Regions from separate parts of the Mus musculus genome. Here all the other regions are linked to region 2. A link is a loop called in an ENCODE intact Hi-C map of the cell type or tissue named here. Cell type or tissue: heart. All regions are shown on one strand. Region 1 overlaps Csde1 (cold shock domain containing E1, RNA binding). Region 2 holds the start of Trim33 (tripartite motif-containing 33). Region 3 has its middle 44 kb from the start of Gm25869.

Region 1 (8,000 bases), 250 kb after region 2:
TTCCTTTAGCTTATAAGCAGCTTTAGTTTGTGGTAGGCATCTCCATCTAGCCCAAAAGAAGGAATAGCCTAAACTTACTCAGACGAAGAAGAAAAAGACACAAGATATGCTAGAACAATTATCATAAAATTGGTTCTGGAGATAAATTTATCACTAAGAATAGTTATCATTGCCGGGCAGTGGTGGTGCATGCCTTTAATCCCAGCACTTGGGAGGCAGAGGCAGGCAGATTTCTGAGTTCGAGGCCAGCCTGGTCTACAAAGTGAGTTCCAGGAGGTTAAGAGCACTGACTACTCTTCCAGAAGTCCTGAGTTCAACTCCCAGCAGCCACATGGTGGTTTACAACCATCTGTAATGACCTCATCTAGTGCATTTGAAGACAGCTACAGTGTACTCATATACATAAAGAAAAAAAAAAAACCTTTTTTTTTTTTTTTTTTTTAAAAAGAAAGGGGCTGGTGAGATGGCTCAGTGGGTGAGAGCACCCGACTGCTCTTCCGAAGGTCAGGAGTTCAAATCCCAGCAACCACATGGTCGCTCACAACCATGACTCCCTCTTCTGGAGTGTCTGAGGACAGCTACAGTGTACCTACATATACTAAATAAATAAATAAATCTTAAAAAAAAAGAAAAGAAAGAAAGAAAAAAAGAAAAGAAAATAGGAAACAAAATGAGAGCCAAGGAGTGGTGGCACAAACCTTTCATCCCAGCACTTGGTAGGCAAAGGCAGGTGGATCCCTGAGTTTGAGGCTAGCCTGGTCTAGAGACAAAGTTTCAGGACAACCAAAGCTAGATAGAGAAACCCTTGTCTAAAAGGAAGGAAGGAAAAGAAATGACATGGGTAGCTAAGAGCACTTGCTGGTCTTGCTAAGGACCAAGCTTCAGTTCCCAGCACTCACATGGTACTTCACTACCATCTGTAACTCAAGTTCCAGGAAATTCAATGCCTCTTCTAGCCTCTGAAGGATCCTGCCAGCACATGGTGCACAAATATACACTCAGGCACATACTCATACACAAAAAAATAAAATCAAAAGAAAGTGCTCCTCCACAACAGACCTGAGTGCTTCTTGAAATGAGTAAGACAAACTGTTTCCATTTTCATTAAATTTCATCTGCAACATTTTTAAACCGCTGTCAACCTTTTGAAATCATCTTCCTTTGTGTTCCTTTCCTATGTGTTTGTGTTGCTCTTCTTTAATGTTCTCTTCATAGTATTTCCTTTATTACCTATAACCCAATGATTCTGATTCCGTTCTCCATTCAAAGACTATTTTAGAAAACTAAAAAGAAAAAAAAATCGCTCTTTATAACTCTAATTCCCTCAGATAACTAATATACCATACTAGCAGTCTTTGACTTCTGATTTCAAACTGAAAAGAGGTCCCCATTTCAACAAGCTCTGACACAAACTTCTTTTAGTGAATGACAAACGGTCTTTCTAGTTTGGACAACTCGATGGACTAAGGCTGTTTTCTCCCTAGGCTTAGCTTCACATCGAACCTGTTACAAGATCCTTTTACCATTAGAACCCCACTTCTGCCTGCTCACCAGCCTTTGTCTTAACTGTCTACTCTTTCAGTAGATTTTCTCATCTTCAATGAATCAAGCCATCTTCCCTTTGAAAAAGTCCATAACTTCTAATAACCATCCAATAGCTCCCATTCATACAGAACAGAGCTAATATACTCTAACTTTCAGAACTTAGCTCCCAAAAGCTTCTCTGTCCAGTTACTCAAGACAACCCATAAAAACTGTATTCTCTAGCCTGTGTATAACTCAATTGCTCACTACAGTCCTGTGCTCTCAAGCCTCCTAGAGAATCTGAGAACTATTGCTTCTGTACTCTAGAGAAGACCCTTTCCTCCTGACAAAGTATTGCTTTGTCCAGATGCCTCCTGTTCCTTATACTCTTAGCACCGAGAACCTTCTCTTTTAGTTCATATTTAACAGTAATATTTTGTGTTAAAATATTCTAAATGTACATTTGTGAACACTTTATTCACTACCATACATACTCTTCTGGCACTAGCGATACCTAACAAGCAATACAGTAAGCATGCAAACCACCCATGCATATACTACCATGTTCAGCTCATAGATTAACCAATGAAAATTCAAACCTACCTCGCAGTGATAATCAAATATTGCACTTTCAGTAGTATTTGCTGACTCTTCTTTTTTCAGCACAAGTTCCAAAGGATGAAAGTTGCTAGTATTTAAAAAAAGAAAAAAAAAAGAAAAAGAAAAAAAGAAAAAAAAAAGGAGAGCGAGAGGAAATGATCTACCAAGCTAATAAAGAATACAACTGCTGCTGCACCGGGCAATCTCACAGTACAGCACTGAAGAAAACAAAGACTACTAGCAGCGTTGGGAAGTGCTCTTTCAAAGCTGTTGAGTAGGCACAAACTTCTTGTTTCAGATCAAGTGTTGTGTCTTCAACTTGTGTACTCTTCTTTGGTGTTGTTGGTTGTTGCGGGTCTGTTCCTTGCCTGATCTGAACTTGAAGCAGCAGTTTCAGGTGGTAAAGTCTGTTCTGTTACACTTCATACTGGAGATAGAGACAAAGACAAAAGTTAGCTATTAGAGAACCAGGGTCAGAGAGTGGAAGGATCCAGTGATGCAAGTACTTGAAACTGTTCACTCTTGAGTGCTCAAGTGAGGATGGCCTACATCCTCTGCAAAGACCCCAAATTATCCCAAAGTCCTGCTAATCTCTTCATCACCTGCAAAGTTATGATATCCAGCTAGCACAAGCATCTTACAGACATCTGTGTGTTAGGCTTTATTGAAAACAAACTCCCCATTGAAGTATGCAATCTAGATCTAGATCAGAAAAGCTACACTGGAGAAAAGTAGAATACAGAACACAAAATTCAGTTGCTAGGTAGGCTAACCACCTAGCTAACACACTACATCAGTAGGCACACTCCTTTCACCAGTATACTAGCAGCAAAGTAATGCAGCGAACACACACAACTAAGAGGGAATCTGAACAGAACCTGGAAAACTAAGAGTAAATAAACAACTAAGTATCCTGCGCATAAAGATCACTAAGACAAGCCTGAACAACTACAAAATATTAAGTTCTTTGAAAATAGGAACACTGTAGCATTATGTGATTTCTCCTTAAAAACCATGGCCTGTGTGCATGGATGTCAAGATGGTTTTTTGGAAGTCACCTTAGGTTGCTAGTAGTGAACTCAATTCCTTTACCCACTGTGCCATCTTGTTGTCCCTCGTGGCATTTTTGGGGGGAGGAAGTGCAAGACACTGTATCTCTTTGTAGACCCAGCTGTCTTGGAATTCTGTAGACCAAGCTGGCCTCAAACTCAGGGATCGACCTGCCTCTGCCTCCTGAGTGATGGAATTAAAAGCATGGACTCTCATGGAATTTTTTACTTTTTTAAGTCTTGCTTCAAGTCAAGACCTCTGGCATGGATGGACAATGACAAGTGTGGTGTATTTCAGAGGAACTGACTAGGTCAGCCTGGATAGAAGAGAGGGTCGGTAACAGTGGGAAGAAAGCTACTGAGACAGGTGCAGTGGAACCAGATTATGAGAGAGAAGGCGCTCCTGCAGTCTGTGTTCTGACAGACTACCAGGGCACATGCACATATATGTATATGTGCCCACACATATACACACAAAATAAAATGCAATAGAAAATTGTTACAAGCCACTGAATGAAATGGTTCAGCATGTAAAGACTTTTCCACCAAGATTCCCAGGACCCACGTGGTGGGAGAGAGCTGACTTAGCAAGCTGTCCTCTGCAACCTACACAATTGTGTACCTGCACACTGATAAATTCAAGTACAAAGAAAATAAATGTAAAAACGAGTATTATTTTAGATGAGGTTTTTCCTATGTTGCCTAGGCTGGTCTTGAATTCTTGTCCCCAGGGAATTTTCCCACAATCTCACCTCCCAAGATGCTAGGAATACAGGTGCACATTACATTTGGCAACTGTTTTGTATGAAAAGAAAAATAGTAAACAAGTTGAAAGATAATATTTTCATTTGAAAAACATTACAAAACAAGAATGGTGCCAAGCCAGTAATATGGCTTATTGAATAAAGGTATTTACTTGGTGCACAAGGCTGAAAACTTGAGTTCAATCCCTGGGAACCCCTGTAAAAGTAGACAGAGGAAAAAAATCCAAAGTTGTCTTCTGACTTCCATAACTTGACCCCTGTACCTTGGCATACTCATAATCAAATACACAATAGTTAGGGCAACAGGGTGACTATAAGGTGATCTAGATGTGGTAGGACATGCCCACAATTCCACACCTATGTAGAGTAACCATGTTTCAGAAAACAAAGGCTGGGCGGAATGAAGCCATGCCTCTGATCCTAGCACTGGAGAGGCAGAGACAGGCAGATCTCTGTGCAGTCCAGGCCAGCCTGGTCTACAAATTGAGTTCCAGGACAGCCACAGATACACAGAAAAATTGTCTATTTACAAAAGGAGGAAGAGGAGGAGGAGTTTTTAAAATTTGAACTGGAGGACACAACATGTTGATAACTGTCTAAGAAATAAAGACTCCTACAATCTACAATCTGAGAATATTGCAGAGCCAATCTTGAATACTAATGGGGCCTAGCAATATATATATTAAGCACAATTGAGAAGAAGAATTAGTGTCTTCTTATTTGTAGATTTTATAGGTAACTGAATGGTTTTCAACCAAATCAAGTCTCAAAACTTGTAGTTTATATAAAATTGGCTAGCTACTCCAAATAACATTCATAAGTGGTATTGACTCCTTTAACTGTCTGAAAACAAATGCATCTCCTTTTATTCCTTCTAAAGCCAGACACTTTAAAAATAGAGAACAATTGGGCTGGAGAGATGGCTCAGAGGTTAAGAGCACTGGCTGCTCTTCGAGAGGTCCTGAGTTCAATTCCCAGCAACCACATGGTGACTCATAATCATCTAAATGAAGTCTGGTCTGGTGCCCTCTTCTGGCATGCAGGCATACAGCAGGTAGAATGCTGTATACATAATAAATCTTAAAAAAAAAAAAAGTAGAGAACAATTGAAGAGTCTCAACTGTTTCCCCCACTGTTCCACAGGTAAAGAGTATCACTAATTATCAATTATTGTGTTACTTTAGGAGTTAAAGCAAAAAGTACTTTCTTTTTAGAGGAAAAACAAAGACCCAACCAAATTGGTCAGAATCTCCACTACCAGAATTTCACTGAACTTTAAAAAACACAAACTATGCTTTCTTTGACCTTTTTTGTTTTCTTCCTCCTTTGTGTGTTTTGTGGTGCTGAGAACTGAACCCTCTATGTCATTCATGCTAGGCAAATGCTCTACTACTGAGCATTGTCTTGTGAAACTAAGATTAATGATAAACTTTAGATAATGCTGGGCTATGGTGGTACATTCCTTTAATCTTAGCACTTAGGAGACATAGGCAGACAAATCTTAGTGAGGTCAGCCTGACCTACAGTTCAAGGACAGCCAAGGCTCCAGAGAAGCCATGTCAAACCAATCAACCAACCACCCACCCAAACAAACAAATCCCCCCCCCAAAAAAAACTTTAGATAACTAATAATATAAATTGCCAGGTTGACAGATCTGAGTTCATGGCCAGCCTTGTCTACAGATCAGGTTCCAGGACAGAAACCTGTCTTGAAATACTAAACAAAATATGTAAATAAAATAAAAAATAAAAATGCAAGTCATTATTAAGGGGAACTAAAAAATTGATGCAACTATCCTTTTGTATATATTCAGTAGTAACAACTGGGCTGGGCTGTTAGAGATCTGGATACTTGGGACATTTAAAAGTATGAATCAGCATGGAACTGCTATTCAACACAACAGACAGGGTGAGAAGCTAAAGAAATTATTTTCCAACAAAAACCTACTCTACGCTAGGTCTAATTTGAGACACCACGTAGTAGAACATGACCTTGAACTTTTAACACTGTCCCTGAAGTTGGGATTGCTGGGTTTGCCACTATATTCAGTTTTATGCTGGGCTGGGGACTGAACCCAGAACTTTGAGCAAACTTTTAAGCTATATTCCCAGTACATACACTTGTATACCTACATTTCTAATTTAAACTTTCCTGCTGGTCATGGTGACGCACGCCTTTGATCCCAGCACTTGGGAGGCAGAGGCAGGCAGATTTGAGTTCAAGGCCAGCCTGGTCTACAAAGTGAGTTCCAGGACAGCCAGGGCTATAACAGAAAAACCCTGTCTCAAAAAAACAAAAATAAAAATAAATAAAAATTAATGTACACATGTAATTGACCAAATAAATCATTCCTTGAAATTAGTGTTATTTTATAATTACAATATATTTCAGTTCAACTTATTCCCCACTCCCACAACTTGGGCAGGGTTTCTCTGTATAGTCCTACAATTTCCTTTGTAGAGCAGGCTGGCCTCAAACTCAGAGATCTATCTGCCCCGGTCTCCTAGCTGCTGGGATCAAAGACATGAACCACCATGCCCAGTTCTCAAGTTACATTTTCAATGTTTAATAGCCACACCTAGCTTAGTGGCTAAAGCACTGCAGAATAAGCCATCAACTGAGAAGGAAAAACATGTCTTTTAAAGCAACAGTAAGTTTACTAGGCAAAGATTTCAACTAATAAAAGGAGGCAATATCCACCAAAGACTTGCTTGCTTACTGGAGTTTGTAATTACCAAGTTGGACAAACAGAAATGCAATTTATTTTCTGTAGCTTTAAACCAATGGTATTTTACCTGTACAATGTTGGGAAAGAGCAGAGACATTTATTGTCAACTTTGTATTAATGCTGTACCTTAGCATTAAAAGACACTAAATATTTCTAAAGTTTTGTATTGGTTTGTTTTTAATTATTATTACCACATTCAAGTGGAAAACATCTAATGCAAGATAAAGGGGATTTCTAAATCCTGCTTGGGTAAAAGGGATTTAAAAACAAGTGCCTTGGTTGTGGTGGCACACACCTTTAAGACAAGCACTCAGGAGACATAGAGTCAGGTGGATCTCTGAATTGAGGCCAGACTTGTCTACAGTGAGACCCTCTGTCTTGGAATGATGAGATTCAAGAAGGAAAACAAAACAAAACAAAAGTTATGCCAGGCAGTAGTGGTGCAGGCAGGAGGATCTCTGAGATTGATAAGGCCAGCCTGGTCTACAGAGCTAGTTCCAGGACAGACAGAGCTACAGAGAGAAACCCTATCGTGAAAAGCATGTATACATGTATATGTATGTTATATGTGTACACACACACACACACACTCAAAACCAAAACACCACAAGTCACAGCAGTTTCACCACATAAATTATTGCCACTAACTAAATTTTTATAGTTGTAACCACTGTATAAAATTCTGAATTTTTTCATGTTGTGAAACAAGGTCTCCCTATGTAGCCCAGGATGGCTTCCAATTCAAAAATCCTCCTGTCTAAGCTTCCCAACTGCTTAAACAGTTTGGGCAAAGATCTCAAAATGATTCTCCCTTTGTTTTCAGAAAAGAAAGCTTCAAAAAACACAATTCTTTGTGTCTTACAAAATGTCAACATTTCAACTTGATTTTGCAACATAGTGTTAATATTTTACTCAAAAAAATATATATTTGGAGCTGAGATGAAAGGATGGACCTCGTAGAGACTGCCATATCCAGGGATCCACCCCATAATCAGCATCCAAACGCTGACACCATTGCATACACTAGCAAGATTTTATTGAAAGGACCCAGATGTAGCTGTCTCTTGTGAGACTATGCCGGGGCCTAGCAAACACTGAAGTGGATGCTCACAGTCAGCTAAAGGATGGATCATAAGGCTCCCAATGGAGGAGCTAGAGAAAGTAGCCAAGGAGCTAAAGGGATCTGCAACCCTATAGGTGGAACAACATTATGAACTAACCAGTACCCCGGAGCTCTTGACTCTAGCTGCATATATATCAAAAGATGGCCTAGTCGGCCATCACTGGAAAGAGAGGCCCATTGGACTTGCAAACTTTATATGCCCCAGTACAGG
Region 2 (8,000 bases):
TGCTCTTAAGGGCATATGCAGTTATCCCCTTTAAACCTATTATTTAGTATCTCCATCAGCCAAAATTCAATTTTTGATATATCTGTTGTTATGTGAAGACAGATTCTGTGTGCATGCAAATCAGGTTGGCTTTAAACTCAACAGCAATGCTCACGCTCCAGCCTAAGTGGTGGGATCATAGGTATATGTCAGCACACAGCTCAGAACTTTACTCTCGGTTGAGCAGTGGGAGTTCACGCCTTTAATCCCAAGACTCAGGAAAAGAGGAAGGAGGTTCTCTGAGTTTAAGGTCAGCTTAGTCTACAGATTGAGTTTCAGGACAGCCATGACTACAATGAGAGATTAACTCTAAAACAAAAACAAAAAAAGAAATTTTATTCTTAACATTATTGCCTGTCACGTTCAAAACCGCAATATCCTTCCTTCTTCCATCACCAATACCTGACTATGTGCCTGAGATTCCTCATTTAAACAGAGGTACAACCCACCAAACAAGAAACCTGGAAATCATCTAGCAATGGTGCTCTCCTCCATCTCCATTTCTATGGCCACTTACACTCAGTTACTGGTAATAAACTGCCTGCCATTTATTTTGTTAGCAACTACCATGTACCAGTCACTTTATATTTTCTTTCACTTCATATTCTCAACCCTATAGTGTACTACTTCTGTCCCTATTTTACAAATGAGGAAAAAATAAATTATGAAATAATTCATCTGTCCAAAACCTAAGTAGGAAATGGACCTAGGGGAAAGCCCAAAATCAGCCATTTCTCAAAAAGCTAACACCCACCCTACTATCAAATGTGCCCTGTGTAACAGCTACTACAGGTCTTTACTGCCCAGTCCACACATTTTCTTCCCTAGAATTGGCAAAAGTTCTCCTAACCGGTCTTCCCACCTGCAGTCATGCCTCTCCTCATTCCTCCAAATGCGCTAAGCCATATTTTCTGGATCAAGACATGATTATTTTTCCTCTTGATATAAAAACTCTTCCAGAGTTGGGCTAGTTCAACTGACCATGAAGTCCCCACTCCCCATTCCATCAGCAGCACTGCATAAATCCAGAAGTTGTGGTGAATGAATGGCTGTACTCCCTGAAGTTAGACAAAAGCAATAGAATTAAAAGTTCAAGGTCACCCTATAGCCTAGGATAAAAGAGACCCTTCAGGAAGGTCCTCTGGTCTACAGGATAAATACCAAACAACCCTTTAGGACAGTCCACAATCCCTTCCCTGAAGTTCCAAAATTAATTCAAAAGCTTTGAAATAGGGCTGGTGAGATGGCTCAGTGGGTAAGAGCACCCGACTGCTCTTCTGAAGGTCCAGAGTTCAAATCCCAGCAACCACATGGTGGCTCACAACCATCTGTAACAAGATCTGACCCCCTCTTCTGGAGTGTCTGAAGACAGCTACAGTGTACTTACATATAATAAATAAATAAATCTTTAAAAAATAAAAAAGCTTTGAAATATAAACCTTTTAGCAAGCTCATCAGAACGCCTATTAGTTGTAGGATGTTATCTACCCATAGTATATTTATTTAATTTCTATATAGAAACACTTTCATAATGGGCATGTAGTACCCTGCTAGAGTACTACACAAGAGATCTTTCTAGGAAACAGAAAAATCCAATATGGCATCTCAAATCCAAACACAGTTTCCAGAAACTGGAAGGATGGACTTCCTTAACTATGTAGCCAATTAATCCAATCTAACTTCCAGTCATCTTACATACCATCCTTTAGTTAGAGTTGTAGAAAGTGTCCTGTGCTGGGAATACTGTCCGCCCCCGCGAAGTGGTCACTCAAGCTTTCCAGCCAGGCCTTCCTTCTAATGCCACAACCATGATACCCACACCTCTACTGCTTCAGGTGACACAGGGTTCCACTACTGGACTGAAGGAGTCCTCACTGAGCATTTTATTCAGTTCTAGCACAGTGCCCTGAATACTTGAGCTATTAATGCATAACAAATGAAATAACATAAGCCCAACTCTCCCTGACACTCTTCCCTTCCAAGTTCCTCTCTTCATCCTCAAATCCCAGGATTTCCCCTTAACCACGCAGGCCCCTCACAACTAATATCACTTACCAAGCTCCTCATCGCAATGTCACCCTAGTGCCTTCTTCTAACCCAAGGACTCCAATGTCTTTTATTACCATTTAATCGGTAGCTCTTTCTCTTAACCGAACAGGCCAATAAGCAATCCATTCCAACCCCTAGCTATCAACACTGTCGGACCAGGCCTTCCCACCCCAACTCACTTCTCACGGAGGGTTCGGTACACCCCTTTTCTGTCTCTTTAGTCCACCCTCTGCAGAAGCGCCTCAAACCTCCCTCTCAGCATCCCCTCCCCCAGCCCCTCGCAGCCGGCACCCCTCCCTTCTCTCTCCCCATATCTCCGGCGGTGCAGCTTCTCTGGTAACCGTCCCCGGGGCCGTAGCTTTCGTCTCGGAGACCTCTCTGCACTGCACCGTCCGAGCACCCTCGGCACCCCAAGCCGCCACACCAGATTCTCCCGGGTGCGGCCTGCTGCTCACCTTGCTGGACGTCACCGTTGCTGCCCCCAGGGATGGGCACGCTGAGCTGGCGCTCCGGCTCCGGCAGACAGCGCAGGCAGAAGGAGTGCAGGCAGGGGAGCAGCTTGGGCTCCGCCTCGCGCCGGCTCTGCAAGCTCTGCTGACACACCGCGCAGGTGTCCAGAAGCGAGGCTGGTGGTCCGAGAGGTGGCCCCGACGAGGAACCAGGAGCCGGGGCGGGAGCGGGGGCCGGGGCCGGGGCCGGGGCCGGGGCCGGGGCTGGGGCAGCAGCTGGAGCCGGCGTCGATGCCGCGCCTCCGGGGACCGCGGAGCCCACTGAGGCCGCGGGGACCGAGGCGGCCGGGGCCGAGCTTGAGGAGGCCGCGGCCACCCCCCCGTCGTCGGGCCCAGCCGCACCGCCCTCCGCGCCAGCCCTGCCGCCTTCCTCCTCCTCCTCCTCCACCAGCACCGCGGCGAGAGGCGGCTCCGCCTCCTGCGCCGTGGGCCCGGCGGCCCCGGCGGTTACCGGCGCGCTACCGCTGCCCCCGCCGCCACTCTCTGCCTCACCGCCGCCTTTGTTTTCCGCCATGTTTTCCTCTTTGAACCCGCCGGACCGCCCCGCGCCGCCCGCCGCTCGCGCCGCCGCCGCCGCCCCCAGCCTCAGCCGCAGCCACAGCAAGAGCGGCCGCCGAGAGCGAGCGAAGTAGCGAGCGAGCGAGCGAGCGAACGCACGAGAGCGCGCGCGCACGCGGCGCCCCCGCCCTCGCGTCGCGGGGCGGGAGGGGTGGGCACGCGCACGTACGCACCGACGTCCTCCGGAGGGAGGCGGGAACTCCGGCCGCGCGCGCTCGCGGGACAGACCGCGATGCAGCTCCGCGCCTCGGTGTGGTCTGTTGCCACCCGGCTGGAGTTGTGTAGCTCGGTAGGAGCTGGTGGAACTGGGTCTCTATGATGTGGCTGCTAGCGCCGAAGCCGCGGTGGTGCGGGAAGAAGGGAGGGAAAACATGCAGGAGTAGGAGGCCGGCTTGCGTTCGCCCCCGAGCGAGCGTCTCCACGGCGACGCCATCCCCAGCGACGGGCGCGCCACCGCGGAAGCTTCACCTGTCGCGCGCTTGGTCGCGGAGGCCTCCTACCGAGGAGGTGCGGACCACCTGGGTCTTCGCTGGGTGTTGCTGGACCGCGTTCTCTAGAGGGCTGTGACACCCGAGAGCGGCTGCGCAGAGTTCCCCCCACCACGTACACACACACCCCAAAAGTCTCCAGATATAGGCTCCTGCGGTGAGACAGAAGTCTTCTAATAGCTATTTTTAGCTTCTTAAGGTGATTCTCCAACGTTGCTACATACCTGAAAGCCAATCAAATGAGCTTTTTTCTAAACAGAGATGCCAGGGCCACACCCCAAAACAGAATCAGGAAGTTGAAAACCAGATGAATGTTGAAAAGTCCCTGCGGCTGATGTGCCAGTTTGGGAGACCATGTTTCTAACCAATATTATATCCCGAGAATCTCACTCGGCGTCCCCGGGTGGGCCAGCTGACTGTCCTCACCACCTCAATCTTAGAAGCTTTATGAAAGGGTTTTGTTTTGTTGGTATCGGGCCTCTCCGCCTCAGGCTGCCATCAGACCTTCATTTAGCCAGTGCTGCCAGAACAAGTGTAACTTGATATAGTGCCCACCTGTAGTCACCTGCAGGGAGACTGCTGAGTTCCTGGCCAGCTTAAGCATCAGGCTTCATAGGGAGACCTTGCCTCCAAAAAGAAATGGGGGAGGGGAAATGATGTAAGTGCAACAGCTGTTTTAATGTGAGTCTCACAAGCCCGTCCTAGACCGTAGTTATACAGGAAATTTATTTGGGTGAGTTTTTAAATTCACAGAAAAGCGTTTTTCATCAATTCCTTCAAAATCTCTTCTGACTTTCGTGTTAAGATAGAAACGTTGGGGTTCCTGCAGGAGAACAAAGAAACTCTCTGCCTTCAAGAAGTTGACAGTTTAGAGGATGAACATGGAGAGTATGTCGGGGGAAATGATAAATGCTTTGGAGTAAAAATAAGGCGAGTGTAAAGGATTTGTGCTGATTGAGCAAGGGCTCTGCTGATAAGGTGAAGAAACCTGGCTTGCACAAGAGTATTCCAGACAGGAGCAGGTGGCAAAAAACAAAGGGCCTAAGGCAAACAGAGACCCTGGAATTAGTGTGAGAGGAATGGCTTCAACAAGGAAAGGAAAAATAGGAGATAACACTTGTGGTCGTTTGAATAAAAATGGCCTCCATGTGGCCAGGCCTGGTGGCCCACGCCTTTAATCCCAGCACTCAGGAGGCAGAGGCAGGTGGATTTCTGAGTTCGAGGCCAGCCTGGTCTACAAAGTGAGTTCCAGGACAGCCAGGACTACACAGAGAAACCCTGTCTCAAAATAACCAAAAGAAAAAACAAAAACAAAGAATGGCCTCCATAGTTTCATTTATTTAAATGGTTGGTCACCTGGGAGCAGAACGGCTTGAAAGTATCAGGAGGAAGTATGTCACTGAGGTGTGCAAAGGTATGCAAAGAACACATTAACTTCCATATGCTTTGTCACTAAGTTCAAAAACCACAAGTATCAAAGAGAACAGGATTTCTGCATCTAATCATTATCTACCAGCTTTTCTGTATTTCCAGGACCACGGAGGAGGACATTGGTATTCCAGTAATAAATACAACAGTACATAAGCAGAAATTTCCAATTTACAAAGTGCTTTCAGACATATCCCTAACTTTTTGTTGTTGCTGTTGTTGTTGTTTTGGTTTTGTTTTTGGCTTTGGTTTTTCAAGACAGGTTTTCTCTGTAGCCCTGGCTGTCCTGGAACTCACTCTGTAGACCAGGTTGGCCTCAAACTCAGAAATCTGCCTGCCTCTGCTTCCCAAGTGCTGGGATTAAAGGCGTGCGCCACCATGCCCGGCATCCCTAACTTTTGCAATTAATAAAATATATACTAGCTTAAATAATAAGTAGATTTTTAATATTATATAAATATATTATAATGCATTGGCTATCTATTGCTAAACAATAAGGTAGTTTGTAATATTTTATTAAAATACTATGATTAGCATTATGGCCATCCTTTACATGTCTCTGTTCGGAGTATTTTTAAAAATGGAATTGCTGATCCACATAGTACGGCCATTGTAAAGGTTTTTGATAATACAAATTCAATATCTTAGGCTATTAAATAATCATTAGGCTAGACAAGAATTTTCTGAACGGAACAATAACACAGAGCTAGCCACAAATGTCACCAGATGGAGAGACTACATGTAATTGAAAAGTTTCTCCACAGCAAAGGAACTGTCAGTAGAGCACAGAGACAGTGCACAGAACAGGGGGAAAGCTTTACCGGTTACAGCTCGGACAAGGGGCTACTATCCAGACTTTACCAAACACTGAGAAAAATGCTCGGACAAGGGGCTACTATCCAGACTTTACCAAACACTGAGAAAAATAAATACCAAGCAACTAAAATGGCCAGTCACCAAACGAGCTAATGAATAGACACTTTAAAAGAAAAAAAAAAAAAAAGAAGGAAAGAAAGAAAGAAATGCAAATAAATTGCCAATGACTATTTTTCAAAAATGTTCAACTTCCATAGTCATCAGGGAAATGCAAATAAACTATTTTGAGATACCATTTTACCCCAGTTAAAATGGCAATCATCAAGAAAACTGAAAACAAGTGTTAAAGAGGATGTTGAGAAAAAGGAACCCTAATTTAAAAAAAAAAAACAAATAGCCTTGATGTATTTTTATCTAAATATAAATAAAATTGACTTTCAGTTCTTTCATGTGTGTCTCTAAAGATATTTCTATTTTGTCATACTCCACTTATTCCTAAATCCAGTCTGCCCAGATTTCCACTCATACCACTCTACCACCAGGGTTTCACCAGCCTTGTAATTTATATCCATATTTTTGCATTCGACCTGCCTGTCTGATTCCAAACCTTCATTTCTTCTCAAGGCCACATATCACTGTTGCCCTCTCCCTTTCCAGGATCATTTCCTTGGCTTTCATGACGTGAGCCTCTCCTGATTATCCTCCTGCCACATGAACATGTAGTTTCCATGCTACGGGCTGTGTCAGGGGCTCCCAGTACCAGCCTTAGGCTCAGTGCTTTGCTGAGTAAAGCCACAAAATTTCAAAAGTCTGTTATAATTTTTGAAAGTTGCCAGGTCTAGGTAAAAAAAGCATGGAGAGCAAAGGCCAGTGGAAAACAGGCTCAAAGTCTCCACGTGTCCCTTTGTCTTAGAGTTAAATTAGTTCCCCCAACAGTGATAAGTGTCAATGTGTAGATTGTGCTGCCAATCAGGGGAGCTCACCCAAGCCATAATGTCAGAATTTTTATTGGGAGTCAGTCCCATAGGCATGCAATGCCCTTGTGATATTTCAACTACACCGTGGCCAACTCCTCAAGCAAACAAAAACTCATACTAGAGTATTCCAAGGTCTTGGAGTTATATCCCAGGAAGCCTGGAGACAAGCTTTTTGGTAGAATGTGAACAGTTTGAACAGGGCTTCTAAGCTAAATTTTCACATGCACAGTTGTTAAATGGTGGAGTTTCTCAAATCTTGACTGTAGTTTCTCTTTTCAATCATCTTTTTCTCTAGGCAGATTCATGCCACAAGTTCATTTACAATTGATACAATGACTGTTAGAAGAATTTTAATCCAGCAATATGGCTACTCTGGCAAGCGATCACATCCAAAGATCTAGTCTGTTCCATCTGGCTGAAATATAGACATGCCCTTAGTACACACCTTTAATCCCAAACAATGAAGGTAGTTTGTAGAAGGAAACAGCAAGGTTTGAAAGTGATGTCTAGGGCTGGTAAGATGCTCAGCAGTTAAGATCGCTGACTGCTCTTCCAAAGGTCCTGAGTTCAAATCCCAGCAACCACGTGGTAACAGCTCACAACCATCGGTAACGAAATCTGATGCTCTCTTCTGGAGTGTCTGAAGACAGCTACAGTGTACTTACATATAATAGATAGATAGATAGATAGATAGATAGATAGATAGATAGATAGATAGATAGATTAGATAGATAAATTTTAAAAAGAAGAAGAAGAAAGTGATGTCTAACTGAGGGGCAGACAAAGTGACCAATCAGAGAAACATTTGATACTATGAGTCAGAGATAGTATATACCCAACTCTCAGAAGACTAACACAGGAAAGAGAGGCTACTTAAGAGCAACACATGGATAGCCGGGTGGTGGTGCACGCCTTTAATCCCAGCACTCGGGAGGCAGAGGCAGGCGGATTTCTGAGTTTGAGGGCAGCCTGGTCTACAGAGTGAGTTCCAGGACAGCCAGGGCTACACAGAGAAACCCTTTCTCAAAAAACCAAAAAACCAAAAAACCAAAAACAAACAAACAAAAAGACTACCCAAGGAAACCCAGTAGGAGGGAAAGGGTCCCAAAGGCAGACAAAAGAGGCAGAGACAGTCC
Region 3 (8,000 bases), 100 kb before region 2:
CACCACTCCCAGCTCCTGTTCGTTTTCGAAGCCTGGCTGGCTAGGTCTGTAGACGCCATGTACTGTCCAAGGCTTCCCTAAGACAGCTCCTTCCCTAATTAAGTCATCCACGGCTGGTCTCTGATGTGTGTACTCAAGGACCCAAATAGTAAAGAATCAACAAGGGCTACAGGGAATTGGAGGGCTGGCTGGAAGATTGGATTTTAGAGAACAAGGCAGTAAAATCCAGCTAAGATTCAAGGAATCTGGCAGCTGCTGGCCCTGGGTGGTAAATTGCTAAAATTAAATTATCACTTAGAGTCACCTGGAATAAAAAAACCTCATTCAGGCAAAACGTTGAAGGCCATATTGCTACTCACACAGAGCAAAATGAAAAGCAGGAGTCACAGGAGCTGTTGTGAGTGTGACTTCTCCTACGAAGACTGGATAGATGAAAAAACGAGAAGTTTAAGCCTCTCTTTTCCCACCCGGAGATTTTCCAATAATGAGCAAAACCAACCTCTTCAAGCACAGCCAGGCTTCAACACCTGTTGAATTGATACCCACCCCGCCTTCCAGCTGCGGTGATAGTGGGTCACGTGGTTCAGGGAAGACTGTGACTCCAGAGTCTACTGTAAGGACACTTAACAAGATCTGAAGGACTCAAACTTCCTGAACGTTGAAACACCTGTGTCCTCTGCGTTCGCTTCTGACTAAAGTTCTGTCACTTCCTGCGCATGCGTCCTTGTGGGAGCACTCAGTCTCTTCTCGGTCACTCCCTGCGCATGCGTCCTTGTGAAAGAGCGCAGTCTCTGCTCTGTCACTCACTGCTTTACAGGTTTCTAAAGACAGTCAGACACCAATGTGGCCGGGAAGCAGAACTCTGAGCTTGTTATTACAAGAAAAGTTAAAGGCCCATCAAAAGACTGTCTGAGCCAGGCTTGTGCCTGCAATGCCAGCCCTCAGGAAGCTGAGTGAGACAGAGTCTTAAGTGAGGTCAACCTAGAATATTAGGTGACTCTCAACCATCTAGAACTCCAGTTCTAGCAGCTGATGCCCTCTTCTGGCCTCCGAAGTCACTGCATGTATACACACGGTACATAGGCACACATGCAGGCAACGCCCACATACATAAAATAAACTAAAAGCTAAAGAAAGATGGTTCTGGAAGAAAGCCAGCCAGACTGCAAAGATGGTGGGAGAGAAGCTCTTCTGAGGACAGTATTTTCTCTGCCTAGACCAGAGTGTGTGGTGTGGTGTGTGTGTGTGTGTGTGTGTGTGTGTGTGTGTGTGTGTGTGTGTGTGTAAGGCACATGCCATAGAAGGGAGTGGGGAGCCTCCAGCCTTAGATAAGTACATCTAATCGCTTAGCTGTTATGTATGTTATGTTAGCTATGTTATGTTATGTAGGAGGACTGTCTGAGAGCAGGGAGTTGTCCTATGTCTATAGACTGACTCAAACCTCTTCAAAGTCTCTGTGCAAAACAACAGCCACCACCATCGCCACCACCCCACCCTGGCCAAAATGAGCTAAGGTGCTGACTTCTGCCCACCACTCCCTCCCCACCACCTACCCCTCAAGATAAGCACCATTAAATTGTGGGTGGGTAGGAGGAGGAGCAGATCATGATGCACAAAGGTCTTTAAGCCAGGGCCAGAGTCCTCAGGCTTAGAAATCTATGTTCAGACTCAATGGGTGGCAGCTGGGACCAAGCAGAACCAAAAAGACCTAAGTCTAAGACAATACTAGCCTGGCCTGACAAATCTTGGGACTATGAACCAGGCAGTCTCTTTGCCTAAAATGGAGTTGAGACAGCCTCTGTGGGGTAGGTCAACTGGTAAACATCTTAGATGTGGTAGGTGTCAGCCCCTGAACCTTCTTCCTGTGTATGAAGAATTTGCCACAGGATGGAGGGCAAGAGGAAGAGCCCCTCCTTCCGCCAAGGCCCGTTCTCCCCCCGACTCTGTACCCATAGCATTTCAGGATGTGACACAGAGACATAGGGACAGCTCAGGTTCCACCCAGCCACTCTAGTGTGGCCCAAGATGGGAGGCAGTGTGTTCATTGAGGGACCAGCAGGTCCTGACCAGCTGGCCCTTGTGGTATGTCCCTGGAGAAGTGTCTAACCATTGTGCTTCCCCCACACTCCTGTGCATTCTCCTAGCCTGGTCTCCAGCTTGCCTGCCAATTCTGGACAGACCTAATATCATTCCATTAAATTCTTTTTGCTGCCTTGGTCACCCAGCCTGCTGCTGCCGCTGCTTAGATAAGAAGCGCCACTGGGGCAGTCAGCACAGATGCGGTTTGAAGTTGTGCCTGTGTGGATATGAAGTAAGCTGCAGAGAGAACCCCTGGGAAGGAGGAGACTGGGGTGGGGGAATCTATAAAGGGGAGTAGTGGGAGCTGGGGGTGTGCCTTGGTGGGGGCAGGGGGAGGAACAGCCAATGGAAGACACAGGAAGTGAAGAGACTTGAATACCAAGAAACGCAGTTCAAAGCTCACTATCTGAAACTGGAGTTATTCTGTTTGTGAATAAGGCACAAAGTAGGTCAGTGCCTTTCACACATGCCCTGAGCGCTGTAAGGAGAAAGAGTGACAGGGAGTGGAGATCACAGACGTGGGAAATGTCTTTGAGTCAACTTCATTTCTTCTCATTCTTCTATTGTTTTCTATTTTCATATGTGTGTGGAGCGCATATGTATATATGCATGTTTTGCCTGTATGTGTGTAAATTTGCATGTGTGGGTGCATGTGTGGAGGTTTGTGTAGAGATTCGAGGTTGATGGCAGGAGCCAGCCTCCATTGCTGTCCTACAAGGCAGGGTATCTCAATCAAACCCAGAGCGCTCCCAGACAGCTAATTCTTGCTAGTCAGCTAGCTTTGGGGGATCCCTTGTGCCCACCTTCCATGGCTGGAATCACAGAAGAGCCACCATGCCGGCCCAGCTTTTATGTGGGTTTGGGGGAATCTGAACGCTGGTCCTCACATTTTTTGTGACTAACATGTGAACCTCCGAGCCATTTCCTCGGCCCTCAACTTCATTGCTTGATCTATTTTCTGAGCAGTTGAAATCTTCCAAGGTTTCCCACTAGCCATCATCATATTCTTGAAATTCTTTTCATTAACAATTATCCCATTTAGATTATACATCGTAAAGATGGCTGACTGTGAGCCAGGTCCTTCTATCCCAGCAACTACAGAACCGCAGCGGGAACTTTCCTTTTGTTATCTTTTTTTATTTTTATTTTTCTAATCCAATTGTCTGTTGGTGATGTAAATGTATTCTTCAGTTAATTTTTAGTCTGACAGATTTTATCAAGTGTGATCTCCTCATTGTCAGTTTCATTTAATGATCTTTAAAATAATTTAGGTACAGCCTGAGGTTTTTTTTTTTTTATTTGTTTCCCCAGTAAGCAGCCTTGTTATGTCGAGAGGAGCAAAGACAAGACTGACATGGGGAAAAGGGACCTTGAATCAGAGAAGATTCCTAGGTTCTGTTGTTCAAAAAGAACACCCCTGTCTGAAACAAACACCCACTGTGTGGGGAGCCAGTGAAAACATCTTAAAAAAAAAAAAAAAAAAAAAAACAAAACAAAAAAAAAACTACTGTGTGGAAAGCCAGTGTAGCTTAAAAATGCTAAGACTCTCCTCCAGCGCCACAGCCAATCCTGTCTGAAAACACCCCTGACTCTGCACACAGTCCTTGCAAGGGAGTCCTCAATGCCTGTGTCTCCCTGTGCATCACCCCATTCCTAGGGCCACTAGGACATCAGACTGTGGCAGGGAGGGCAAGCACAGCCCCTGACTCCGGCTGACCTTCTATCTCCTTTTTCCAAATTCTTGGTCAAGGTATTCGTAGATTTTAAAATGTGAAAAAGCAAAGGGGTTAGGTTGTTTGGCAAATGTTTTTTATATTCTTAGAACAGCGACCGAAAACAAAGCAAAACAAAACTTTGTCCAGCAAGTCCCATCTGTGCCATAAGACTTCCCTGCCCCAGCTTAAACACATGACAGGCAGAAAGAAGCCTAAGTGCCCGCTCTAAAAGCTGTCCAAAACACTTCAAACCTTCCTGCTCACCAGCCCGTGAAATCTGCAACTCCCTTCCCTAGCGGCCACCCAGCCTTCGCATCTTTGCAAAGCACTGGCGTTCCGCTCAGTATTGTCCACCAGAGGGCGCCCGTGCTCCTCTGAGAGGACCGCAGACGCGTCTGCCCTCTTGTGTTAATATTACATTCTACTGGCCTCCTATCGCACGGGCTTCAGTTACGCTGCTCCTCCAGGAAGCTCCCAGATGGCTTTGCTTGACTTCTTCCTGGACCACATCTGAGGGTTGGGAGCACAGTAAGTGGATCCACTGCAGTTATCAGATTAAGAACAACAACAAAGGCATTTTTGGCCAAGCGTGGTGGGCCACTGGGATATCTCAGCACTTGAGATAGGGCAGGAGGATCATGAATTCAAGGCCAGCCAGGGCTACATCCTCTGTCTCAGCAAAACCAGGCTGGGGTCTGGAGAGGTTAGGTTAGTGCACTAGCTGCTCTTTCAGAGGACCCTGGTTCAGTTCCCAGCACCCACTGGCATCTCACAAATGTCTGTAACTCCAGGTCCCAGGGATCTGATGTCCTCTTCTGGTCTCCAAAGGCGCTGCACACACAAACGGGCAAAACACTGATTCACATAAAATAAACAAAAACAAGCAAACAAGATCTTTGAACTAAAGACGTAGAAAAAACATCTAGTACGATGGCTCACCGTGTAGTGATGTCGGCCAGAGTGTGTTGGGAGCCGCCCCCACATTCGCCGTCACAAGATGGCGCTGACAGCTGTGTTCTAAGTGGTAAACAAATAATCTGCGCATGTGCCAAGGGTATTTTACCACTACATGTACTCTGCCTTTCCCGTGACGTCAACTCGGCCATGGGCTGCAGCCAATCAGGGAGTGATGCGTCCTAGGCGAAGGATAATTCTCCTTAAAAGGGAAGGGGTTTCCGCCATTCTCTCTCTTGCTCTGCGCTCTGGCGCTCTGGCGCGCTGGCGCTCTGGCTCCTAAAGATGTAAGCGGGGGGCCTTTCGTTTTTGGGGCTTGGGGCTTGCGCTCCTGGCTCCTGAAGATGTAAGCAATAAAGTTTTGCCGCAGAAGATTCTGGTTTGTTGTGTTCTTCCTGGCCGGTCGTGAGAACGCGTTTAAGAAGAGTGTCCAGAGTGTCTCTGAATCCCAAAGTGTGAAGAAAGAACTGATGTCCCAAAGTTGTTCTCTGACCTCCACACATGTGCAGAAACATGTGTGCCCCCGACTAGTGGTGATGATGATGGTGACGGTAATGATAATGATGGTAGTGGTGGCGGCTCAGTGGTTAAGAGCACTGGTTGTTCTTCCAGAGGACCTGGGTTCAACTCCCAGCACCTATGTGACAGCTCATAGCCATCTGTAACTGCAGCTCCGGGAGATAAGATACCCTCACACGGCCATACATACAGGCAAAACAACAATGCCCATAAAGTAGAAGTAAAAAATGAATTATTAAAAAATAATTATTATTCAACATAGAAACTCTGAGGTTTCAGGGAGCCTAACAATTGTTACACAAAGGCGACCTCGTCCAAGAGAACACAGATTGGAACGTTACTTCACATGTGAATGTGGGTTTGAAACTTAGATCAGACGGTTTTCCAAGACATCTTTACTTACTGAGTTTAGGTGTCGGGTGTGACCACTCACCTGTGAAGCGTTTGTATATAACCTCCTGTTTGTATGTCACAATTGTTTGCTCTCTCAGGTTCTCCCTTCTTTGCCCCCCAGGACTGCTCCTTCTGTGCCATTTCTGAGACCTGTCTCTTAGAACCTCAGGCTAAGGGGAACCGAGGAGGACGTGGGGCCATGGCTAACACAGGCTGGCGGACAGATGCCTGGTCAGATGTGCAATAGCCAGCCAGTCCTTAGACTGCTCAGACTCCAGGCAAAGCTCCCAGAGGCCCCTGGGAAACATTCTAGTCCCCCAGGCCATGCCTGACTACCTGAGAAGCAAGCCATCAGGCTGAGCACTTTGGATTCCTGGGGTCTGGGACCACAGGGACAATCCCCACTCTGAGACCCCGGCCCCCTGAACCTGATGAATCCAGCAAGTGCTGCCTGGCTTCCACTAACCTCCAACCTTACTCCAGATCTCCCCAGAGCATCTTGCTCTGCGGAGCAGGTGCCTTAGCACCACACTTGCTGGGTACCCTCCAGGTCAACAGAACTCAGTGGCCTAAAGGTTCTCTCAGCCTAGAGCAGCCCTAGTCTCCCCTAGCGCAGGAGAACCCCTAACCATTCATTTCTTCTGAAAACCCTGTGGGACTGAAAAGCCGCCGTTGAGACCCTTAAATTCTGCAGCGTTCTCATGAGTCTCTCCCATTTAATCCTCAGACTCTTCCTATGAACTAGGTAAGACCTGGTGTTCCTCACAGGCAAAGACTCTCAGACTAGAAACTGAAATTACTCAGGTCTGGGGTTGCAGAAGAGACACAGACCCCAAGACACGTGCTTTCACTCTCACAAAGTGAGAGGAACCCCTGGGGACACAGCTCAGGACTGTCCCCAAGGGTAGGACCGTCGTCATTCAGACACCCTGAGCCAACCCTGGTGGGCACTGGCTGAGCTCCCGGCAGACTCCAGAACCGCTGTAGCCTCTGTAGCAGGATCCATGCAAGGCAGCAAAGCCCACACCCACACCCAGAGTGTGTCCCAGGGCTGAGTTGCCACGGCATTTGATATATTTGAAAAGAAGGGGTCTTTAGGAATAGCCCTATGACCCTTGGTACCCCTTCCCTGGCCTGCTTAGGAAATGACATCTTGTTTCTCTCTCTAGTCACCTCACTCCTCCTTCCAATCAGTGCCTGTCATCAGTCTGCTCAGAGAGTATACAAGGCACAAGCTTGGGGTCATACCAGGTAACCTAAGAGTTTCTGTCTTTTAAGATTTATTTATTTATTATATGTAAGTATACTGTAGCTGTCTTCAGACACTCCAGAAGAGGGCGTCAGATCTTGTTACAGATGGTTGTGAGCCACCATGTGGTTGCTGGGATTTGAACTCCAGACCTTCGGAAGAGCAGTCGGGTGCTCTTACCCACTGAGCCATCTCACCAGCCTGAGTTTCTGTCTTTAGAACCAATCCAGTCACCTTTGGGCTGCCTTGAAGAGGCAAGGGCCCACCCTGAGCACTGCTGGGGGTGGCTTCTGGACTTTTCCTCCCATCCTGTCAGGTTGTTTTCCTAATAGAGATTCACCTTGCCCAGTTAATGAGTCCTAGGCCAAAGAGGGAGTGGAGGCTGACTTTGGGAAATGTCTAGGTCTGACCACCCGCCTCAAAAATGACTCCCAGAAGAATCTGGGCAGGGGGTGGGAAGGAGGGAAGGAATCTACTCCTTGGGGCTGCTTCAGGAAGCACACACCAATGCATCCTTAGTTTGTCTTTAGGGATGCTGGGAAGAGTCTCAGGATGATGGGGGAAGAGGCCAGGAGCATGCATTTAAGCACTGTTCATACCCTGGCCTGACTAATGGTGATCTGAGGTCTGGCTCTGACACCAGGGAAGTTGTTATTGCTGGAAGGAACAAGCCAGTGTTCATCGTGGGACGATTGATCCTGATTGAGGGGAGTGCAGAACAACTTTGACATCCCATCTACTGATTGGCTTGCTGTTCCTGGCCCTTTGAAAACATCTTAGTTACTTCTGTCATGAGCCTTGAAGCCCTGAAGGTATGTGCTAGCTCTAATACATATGAGCCTTAGATGGTTAGCATGCTGTGTGCAGGACGGATGGAGGTAAAGGCTGTAAGGGCCATCTGCGGTGATACTGTCACCCAGTGACTGTCAGGGTTGATGGGTCTGATCTAGCTGCCTGGAAATGGCTCCCCTTCCTGCCTCACTCCTCCTCATATTTCTTTCCCAACACTGGGGAGCCATTGTGCAAGGCAGGCACAGTCAGGGGCCACTCCTCTCCTTTGTCAGTTGAAACTTTATGGTGCAAATTGAGCA

The links. Hi-C counts contacts between places; a loop is a spot of excess contacts. Peaks named below come from ENCODE experiments on the same cell type or tissue, not always from the same donor. Only the 100,000 strongest peaks of a DNase experiment are listed, where the experiment ranks them.
Region 1: it touches region 2 in a loop (2.0-fold over the local background); 2 of 42 quality-filtered maps call a loop at or near these places.
Region 3: a loop joins it to region 2, with 2.4 times the contacts of the local background. A loop is called at or near these places in 3 of 42 quality-filtered maps.

What each region holds. Positions count from the first base shown.
Region 1 is chr3:103,023,340-103,031,339 of GRCm38, reverse strand. It overlaps Csde1 (cold shock domain containing E1, RNA binding), which reads right to left. Exons shown (of 19, transcript NM_001161854.2): 2 at 2,128-2,551. Among named protein-coding and RNA genes, the nearest start is that of Csde1, 6.8 kb to the right of the region's middle. In heart, a CTCF peak has its summit at 4,969 (motif pointing left); no DNase peak of the experiment used is centred here.
Region 2 is chr3:103,274,990-103,282,989 of GRCm38, reverse strand. Trim33 (tripartite motif-containing 33) reads right to left here and starts at 3,697. Exons shown (of 20, transcript NM_053170.3): 1 at 2,544-3,697. The coding sequence starts at 3,111. In heart, no CTCF peak of the experiment used is centred here; DNase peaks (open chromatin) are centred at 2,479 and 3,339; H3K4me3 peaks cover 3,082 bases; H3K27ac peaks cover 2,508 bases.
Region 3 is chr3:103,379,524-103,387,523 of GRCm38, reverse strand. No RefSeq gene overlaps it. Among named protein-coding and RNA genes, the nearest start is that of Gm25869, 44 kb to the left of the region's middle. In heart, a CTCF peak has its summit at 1,018 (motif pointing left); a DNase peak (open chromatin) is centred at 4,163.